Regions from separate parts of the Homo sapiens genome. Here region 2 is linked to region 1. A link is a contact called in ENCODE Hi-C or POLR2A ChIA-PET data. All regions are on one chromosome and are shown on one strand. Each heading gives the region's core, a stretch centred on a gene start or an enhancer-like site at or near the end of the contact. The rest is flanking DNA. Distances are from core to core; before and after follow the strand shown. Region 1 overlaps GSDME (gasdermin E). Region 2 has its middle 29 kb from the start of GSDME.

The links. Hi-C counts contacts between places; a loop is a spot of excess contacts on that map. ChIA-PET counts read pairs that join two places held with the same protein, here RNA polymerase II (POLR2A). Pooled maps may share reads with other maps.
Region 2: a loop to region 1 is called in a map of mammary epithelial cell, with 5 times the contacts of the local background. The contact joins two enhancer-like sites. A Hi-C loop is called at or near these places in 6 of 168 maps with a recorded cell type or tissue (Caco-2, K562, breast epithelium and 3 more), 5 of 37 single-sample maps with no recorded cell type and 3 of 50 pooled maps. POLR2A ChIA-PET finds 5 or more read pairs at or near these places in 2 of 52 experiments (MCF 10A and activated CD4-positive, alpha-beta T cell).

What each region holds. Positions count from the first base shown.
Region 1 is chr7:24,731,253-24,735,246 of GRCh38, reverse strand. All of the region lies in intron 3 of GSDME (gasdermin E), which reads left to right. Among named protein-coding and RNA genes, the nearest start is that of GSDME, 24 kb to the left of the region's middle. Within about 2 kb of position 1,971, at least 3 of the 41 ENCODE cell types and tissues checked have a DNase peak (open chromatin) inside an H3K27ac peak, as active enhancers do; they include mammary epithelial cell, where a contact is called at or near this core.
Region 2 is chr7:24,784,502-24,788,598 of GRCh38, reverse strand. It overlaps a transcript of GSDME not described here. Among named protein-coding and RNA genes, the nearest start is that of GSDME, 29 kb to the right of the region's middle. Within about 2 kb of position 1,463, at least 7 of the 41 ENCODE cell types and tissues checked have a DNase peak (open chromatin) inside an H3K27ac peak, as active enhancers do; they include mammary epithelial cell, where a contact is called at or near this core.

The DNA of each region.
Region 1 (3,994 bases), core at 722-3,221:
GCTTTTCTTTGAGAAAGTCTATGTTTCTCCTTCATGTTTGAAGGATAGTTTTGCTGAATATACTATTCTAGTGTAAACGTTTTTTTCCTTCAGCACTTTAGATATGTCATGCCACTCTCTCCTGGCCTTTAAAGACTTGTGCTGAAAAGTCTGCTGCCAAACATATTGGAGCTCCATTGTATGCAGTTAGTTTCTTGCTGCTTTTAGGATCCTTTCTTTATCCTTGATTTTTGGGAATTTGCTTATTAAATGCCTTGAGATAGTCTTCTTCCAGTTAAATCTGCCTGGTGTTCTGTAACCTTCTGGTACTTAGGTATTGATATCTTGTTCTAGGTTTGGGAAGTTGTCTGCTGTTACCCTTTGAATAAACTTTCTACCCCTATTTTTTCTCTCCTTCCTCTTTAAGGCCAATACCTCTTAGATTTGCTCTTTTGAAACTATTTTCTATGTCTTTTAGGTGTATTTCATTCTTTTTCATTCTTTTTTTCTTTTGTCTCCTCTGATGTATTTTCAAAAATCCTATCTTCAAGCTCACAAATTATTTCTTCTGCTTAATCAATTCTGCTATTTAAGAGACTCTGATGTGTTCTCCAGTATGTCAATTGTGTTTTTCAACTCTGGAATTTTTGTTTGAATCTTTTAAATTATTGCAATCTCTGTTAAATGTATCTGAAGGAATGCCAAATTCCTTCTCTGTGTTATCTTGAATTTCTTTGAGTTTCCTCAAAACAGCTATTTTGAATTTTCTGTTTGAAAGGTCACATATTTCTGTCTCTCCAGGATTGGTCTCTGGTGCCTAATTTAGTTTGTTTGGTGAAGTCATGTTTTCCTGGATTGTCTTGATGCTTGTGGATGTTTGTCAGTATCTGGGCTTTGAAGATTTAAGTATTTATTGCAGCCTTTGCAATCTGGGCTTGTTTATACCCATCCTTCTTAGGAAGACTTTCCAGGTATTCAAAGGTACTTGGGTGTTGTCATCCAAGTTTTTTGTCACTGCAGCTGTATCTGCATTAGAGGACACCCAAAGCCCAGTAACTGTGTGGTTCTTATAGACTTGTAGAGGTACCACCTTGGTGGTCTTGTATAAGATCTGGAAGAATTCTCTGGATCACAGGCAGAGACTCTTGTTCTCTTCCCTTACTTTCTCCAAAACAGAGTCTCTCTCTATGCTAAGCTGTCTGGACCTGGGGGAGAGGTGACACAAGCAACTGTGTGGCCACCACCACTGGGACTGCACTGGTCAGAACTGAAGCCACCACAGCTCTGGATCTTGCCTAAGGCCTGTTGTAACCACTACCTGGCTACTGCCTATGTTTGCTCAAGGCCCTAGGGCTGTATAATCAGCAGGTGGTAAAGCCAGCCAGGCTTGTGTCCTTCCCCTCAGACATGAGGTGATTTCCCTGGGGCCCCAGGTGGGTCCAGAGATGCTGTCCAGGAGTCAGGGCCTCGAGTTGGAAACCTTAGAAATCTATGTGGTGCTCTACTCTACTGTGGCTCAACTGGCACTCAAATCACAGGACAAAGTCCCTTCACTCTTCCCTCTCCTTTCCCCAGGCAGAGGACTCTCACCCATGTCCACCAGCACTACAGGCCCACAAGGAGCACTGCCAGGCCACCACCCATATTCACTTAAGGCCAGGGGCTCTTTAGTCAGCTTGTGGTGAATGCTGGCAGGTTTGAGACGCACTCTTCAGGGCAGTGGGGTCCCCTGTGGGCCTGGGTAGGTCCAGAAATGCCATCCAAGAGCCACAACCTGGAATCAGAGACTTGAAGGGCTTGCTTGGTGCTCTACCCCACTGTGCTTAGCTGGTACCCAAGCTGCAAGACAAAGTCCTCTTTTCTCTCTGCTTTTCTCAAGCAGAAGGAATCTCTCCTCATAGCCAGCACAGCTGTGAAAGTGCCGAGTCACACCTGACCACAGCTGGGTCAGCATGTCTCAGAGTCTCACCCAAGGCTCATGGCATGTATTGCCTGGTTACTGTTGCAGATCATGCAGGGCCCAGGGCTCTTTAGTCAGAAGAACAAGAATCCTGTCACAACTGCATCCTTCCCTTAAGGCAGGAGGTTACATTCTGGCTCAGGGTGTTTCTAGAAATGTCTGGCAGCTAGGGTCTGCAGTGGGGGCCTCACAACTCTGCCTGGTGCCCTATCCTACTGTGGCTGAGCTGGTATTCTGGTTACAGTACAAAGTCCTTTTTCCTCTTCCCTCTCCTCTCCTCAAGCACAAGGAAGGGATCTCTTTTGGAGCTGCATGTTGTGCTGCTTGGAGTTGGGGGAGGGTTAGATCCAGTACTCCCTTAGCCACCCTGGCTGGTGTCTCAGTAGGTTGTGTACCCACCCCCCAAATCCACTGGCTCTGAGCCCAGCACAGCTCTAGGACTTGCCTAGGAGCTGCAGTCCTTGTGGCCTAGACTGCCTTTCTAGTTTATTTAGAACACCAAAGCACTTTAGCCCATGGTGGCGAGGCTTGCCAAAACTCAGGTTCTGACCACTGGGATGGGTGATTCTCCTCTGGCTAGGGCTGGTCTACATGCTCCCTCAGTGGGCGCTGGCTGAGTTCTGCCCGGTGTTGGCAGCACTGAGTTCCATGCAAAGTCCCACAGTTGCTGTGCTCTCCCTCCTACAGCACACGGCTTCTCTCTCTCTGCCACATGGCTGCTGCCCAGAGATAGGGGAGGGGTGGTGTTGGCAATTCAAGACTGCCTTTCCTACCCTCTTCAGTGCCTCTTTCAGCAAAATGAAGTCAAAACCAGGTACTGTGATTGCTCACCTGATTTTTGGTTCTGATGAAGGTGCTTTTTTATATAGATAGTTGTTGACTTTGGTGTTCCTGTGGGGAGAACAATCACGGGAGGCTTCCATTCACCCATCTTGCTCTGCTCCTGGTCCTTTAACATTTAGGAGTTTTTCAAGGAGAAAGATTTGAGGAGCCATGTCTTTCTTGGAAAAAACAAAGTTTGAACTGGGCTTCCTTCCTACCTGATCAATTTCCCAATGGCTACCAGAGGGTTTGAAAATCATCCCATTTGTCTTTGTGCTTTACTCAGCACTGGAATCATTATTTTTAGTAAACAGTTTGTGCCTAACAATGAAGACTTCTGTCCATGTGTACTTGGAGAACATGAGTTCCCTGATTCTGGTCCTGTCGCTGATTCTCTTTTTGCTGTGTTTCTCCTTCCAGGGCAGGTGTAACTGGTCACAATAAACCGGGGCATCCCAAGGTCTGGGATGGGAGGGGCTGGCAGTACCTCTTTATGCTGGTCTCCTGGTATTGGCAGGTGGAGGTATTTTTAGGCCGAATTCAGGGTGGTAAACTTCAGGCTCATTTTAAAAATCAAAACAATTTGTGGTGGAAACAGAGGGAGGGTTTAAGGAATAACATAATAAATGCTACTATGCCACCTCCTAACCAGCTTACCCAAAGATCTTTTTCTTTAAACCAAGACACATGGGACACCTTTTCCTACCTTCACGACCCAGAATTTCTTTGATTAGCAAAATGGGATCGGTGTTACTGTGAGAACTCAATGAGAGAACATAAACAGGGCAGGTATAGTAGTGCTTGGCATGTGGCAAGTTCTCATTAGTTGTAACTGTTAGTGTTACCACTTGCAATAAGTATAGAGCCTGCCTAGCAAATCTGGCAAGCGCCAGAGCTCCCGGGGAGGGAAGGTGTGATGCAGCTTGCTGAGAGCCAGACAGGGAGCCACAGAGCTGCAGGAAGGAGGCGAAGTCCTTGGCGTTTCCACGTGCAGCATGATGTTTTGTTTGAGCTCTTGTTTTCCTCTCCCGTGGAGGAGGTAGGCACCTGCGTGGTCACCATTCTGAACTCCACCGTGGAGCGACTGACCACCTCCAGTGAAAGTCGGCGGGGCTCTGGTTCTTGCATGCAACCCGTGTTCCCCAAAATAAGTGCTGATCCAGACGTGTAGCTGGGCTACGGAGAAGTCTGCATAGCACACAGGCTGTTCTTTGTACATGTTTTGTTTGTGGC
Region 2 (4,097 bases), core at 214-2,713, 54 kb before region 1:
GTCCCCTTAGATGATAGCAGTAAAGGATTTCTTTTTATGGGCTTATTAGTTGGTGCCCCTGCAGGAAACAGAATCCAACTCAGATGGTTTGAGAGACTTAAATGAAGGGACTACTTATAAGGCTGTGAGCAGGCTGAAGTCACCGAGAGATTAGCAACAGTGGGAAGTGGGTACTGCCCAGCCAGTAGCTGGAGCTCCTGAGGAGGGGACAGCCATCGGGAGCTACAGCTGTAGAGAGACATGCGGCGTCTGCCAGAAAAATTCAGCCCAGAGTAAGGAAGAACTATCCCAGGCCCTGTCTCCTCGGGGCACCACTCATCGCAGTGCCCCCTAGTGGCTGAACCCGAGAGAGCCCCAGAGCCCCAGGGTGCAGTTCTTAGGGCTCAGTCCCTGGGGCAGGGGAAGAGCCAGGGCAAATAGAAAAATAAGCCCTTTATATTCACCAGAATAGTTCATGTCTGAGTGTTTGGACGCATTTTCAGTAAGTAGATACGCATAAGAGCCTTGGAGAGGGTAGAATTTGTTCAGTGCTTTTGGCTCCCATTTATTTTACCAAAGGCAAATTATGATCAACTGTGCTTTTAAAAAACTCTTTGGCCAGTGTGGTGGCTCACACCTGTAATCCCAGCACTTTGGGAGGCCGAGGTGGGCAGGTCACAAGGCCAAGAGTTTGAGACCAACCTGGCTAACATGGTGAAACCCCGTCTCTACTAAAAATACAAAAATTAGCTGGGTGTGGTGGCACGTGCCTGTAATCCCAGCTACTCAGGAGGCTGAGGCAGGAGAATTGCTTGAACCCAGGAGGCAGAGGTTGCAGTGAGCCGAGATTGTGCCACTGCACCCCAGCCTGGGCGACAGAGCGAGACTCTGTCTCAAAAACATAAATAAATAAAAATAAACCCACAAAAAACAAAAAAAAAACCTCTTTGGTTCTCCATGATACTATTACTGTTGTAATGGCTTTAATGAGCCAAGAGCATGCTGTCTTCTTTATTAACTGCCGTAATTTAAACAAATATTAGACTAGAAAAGGTATATCGACATAAGCAGTGATTCTCAGATTTGGCTAATGTCCTGGTGGTAAGTTACACACACACCACTGCCACCACCACTACCACCAAGTCCCGGCAGGTAGTTCAGACCCAGATAGCACCATACGGTTTGTGGATCAGCATTTGATCAGCACATAGCTGGGACACCACCTTCTAATTTCATGATTATTCTAGGACCTCAAAAATGGCATGTGGTTTACAACGATGTGCTTCTTTTCATTGAGTTTCATTTATTGCTTTTGTACTGTCTTTGAAAATGAGTAGGGGCCATGTTCCCTCCTTCCCCTGTGATGCCTGTTGGATGCACATGAGAGGACGTGGCAGCCAGCGTGACTCATGGTTCCTCTCCATGCTAAGTAAGCCACAACGCTGCTGCCCAACTTAGGTCACAATGAAATTTTTGATGTGTCACAGTATCTCGTGTTTCCTCAGCCCAGAGGCATGAGACAAAGGTTGGAGAGTAGATGCCAGCAGTACTTGGCTGGTTAAGGGAACCAGAGGAGGCCAAGGAAATCATGCCCAAGGCCCTCACCTCTTTCCAGTGCCACAGATCGCATAAGCCACCACCTCCAGTGCCCCCACCACATCCAAATACAATCTTAGGGAGTAACAGTGAGGCCAGAACCCAGGGAATTAAGAGAGAGGTCATCTCTCCAAAAGCAACTGTGCATGACCACAGCCGACTGCCTACATGATCAGATTAGGCTGTTTTTTTATTGTGATGAAATATACATAAATTTGTCATTTTAACCATTTTTAAGTATGCAATTCAGTAATATTAAACACATTCACATTGCTGTGCAGCCATCACGACTGTCCACCTCCAAAACTTTTTCACCATCCCAAACTGAAACTCTGTACCCATTTAGACTAAATTTTAAACAAAGTTCGAACTTCAGTTAACTTTTTCTTGCTCACCAATATGTGAAGGGCTCGTGAGGACCAGGTCAGTCATTGACAAGATGACAGAATCTTTTTCTCACTTCTGAGTTGTAGTGTGAGTTTTGCAACCCCACTCCGAAAGCCTCACAACAACCCCATTTAGGCAATCCCCATTTGTCAGAAGCATTCACTAAGGACTGGAAGTTAAGCAACTTGACCAAACTCTCACAACTCACTGCTGATGGTGAGGGCTACGAGTGTGTCTGCATGTTTCCAAGGGCACCTCCTTGTGCTACAACACAAGATACAAGCAGAGTGATTCCAATATCCCTTTCCCTTCCAAGTTTAAATGTTTGTTCTTTAATCTTAATTCCAAAGTTTTCCTCGGGTTTTTGAAGTGGACACAGGCAACCCGGTACACAGAAAAGAACCCCAGGATGGGAATTGGGGAACTTATCTCTAGTTAGTGGGTAGACTTTGGGTAGGCCACTTACCTCTGCAAATCTCACGTGCCCCAACAGCAGATGGACAGATTATCATTAAAGCTCTATACTGCCACTCTATGATCCCCAGAATAAGTAGAAATGGTCTGCAGTCAATCAACAACTATTCGTGACCACCAGACATGTGCCAGACACAGCCCTGCCCTCACGGAGCTTACCTATAGATTGCAAGATCTGCCCTCAATTATTCTTTTCTTTTTAATCCTAAAAGTGAAATTATTTGGCCATCTGGAAGAATTATATTGGATATGTATATTGAGGGATTGTGAGACGGTAGAATCAATAGATTGCAGATAGCCATGGGGCTGAAGAATTGCTGGAGACAGAGGGCTAGAAGGAAGGAACTGGAAAGATAGGAAGTGGCAGCCTAAGACCAGTGTGCTTGACATGTTTAAAACAAGTGAATTGGCTGGGCACGGTGGCTCATGCCTGTAATCCCAGCACTTTGGGAGGCCAAGGCAGGTGGATCATGAGGTCAGGAGATCGAGACCATCCTGGCCAATGTGGTGAAACCCCATCTCTGCTAAAATACAAAAAAATTAGCCGGGCATGGTGGCATGTGCCTGTAGTCCCAGCTACTCAGGAGGCTGAGGCAGGGGAATCGCTTGAACCCATGAGGTGGAGGTTGCAGTGAGCTGAGATCGCGCCACTGCACTCCAGACTGGTGACAGAGCAAGACTCCATCTCAAAAAAACAAACAAACAAACAAAAAAGTGAATTATGGACTAAATAAATATTGAAACCCTTTTACATTAAAAGAGAGATTGTGATCATTATTTAGTTGATATTTCTTTAGTATTTTCTGGTCAGGAACTATGCTATTAGCACATTATAAAATAAATAGTGAAATTGCAACTCAAGGTACAGTGCTATATCCAAAGGATCTGCAATTTTTTTTAAGTCAGGTAGTACATATCTTAGGCTCTGCAGACCACATGGTCTCTGTTACACTGAACTCTGCTGTTATAGCCCAAAGCATCCAGAGACAATAAGTACATGAATGGGCGTAGCTGTGTTCCAACAAAAGTTTATTTTTAAAAAACAGGCATCAGGCGGGACTCAAACTGCAGACTACAGTTTGCTGACACCTACTTTACCCAAAGCACTGTCTATAGGTGCCTGTGATGGTTAATAGTGTTAACTTGATTGGATGGAAGGGTGCAAAGTATTGTCCCTGGCTGTGTCTATGAGGGTGTTGCCAGAGGAGATTAACATTTGAGTCAGTGGATTGGGAGAGGAAGACTCACCCTCAGTGTGGGTGGGCACCATCCAATCAGCTGCCAGTGAGGCTAGAAAAAGGCAGTCCGGGCGCGGTGGCTCACACCTGTAAGCCCAGCACTTTTGGAGGCCAAGGCAGGTGGATCACTTGAGGTCAGGAGTTTGAGACCAGCCTGGCCAGCATGGTGAAATGCCATCTCTACTAAAAATACAAAAATTAGCCAGCAGTGGTGGCAGGCACCTGTAGTCCCAGCTACTCGGGAGGCTGAGGCAAGAGAATTGCCGAGACTCTGTCTCAAAAAAAAAAAAAAAAAAAAGGAAGAAGAAAAAAAGCAGGGGGAAGAAGGTGGGATCAGCTGGCTTGCTAAGTCTTCCCACTCTCATCTTTCTCTCTTGCTGGATGCTTCCAGCTCTTGAACATCAGATTCCAGGTTCTGCAGCC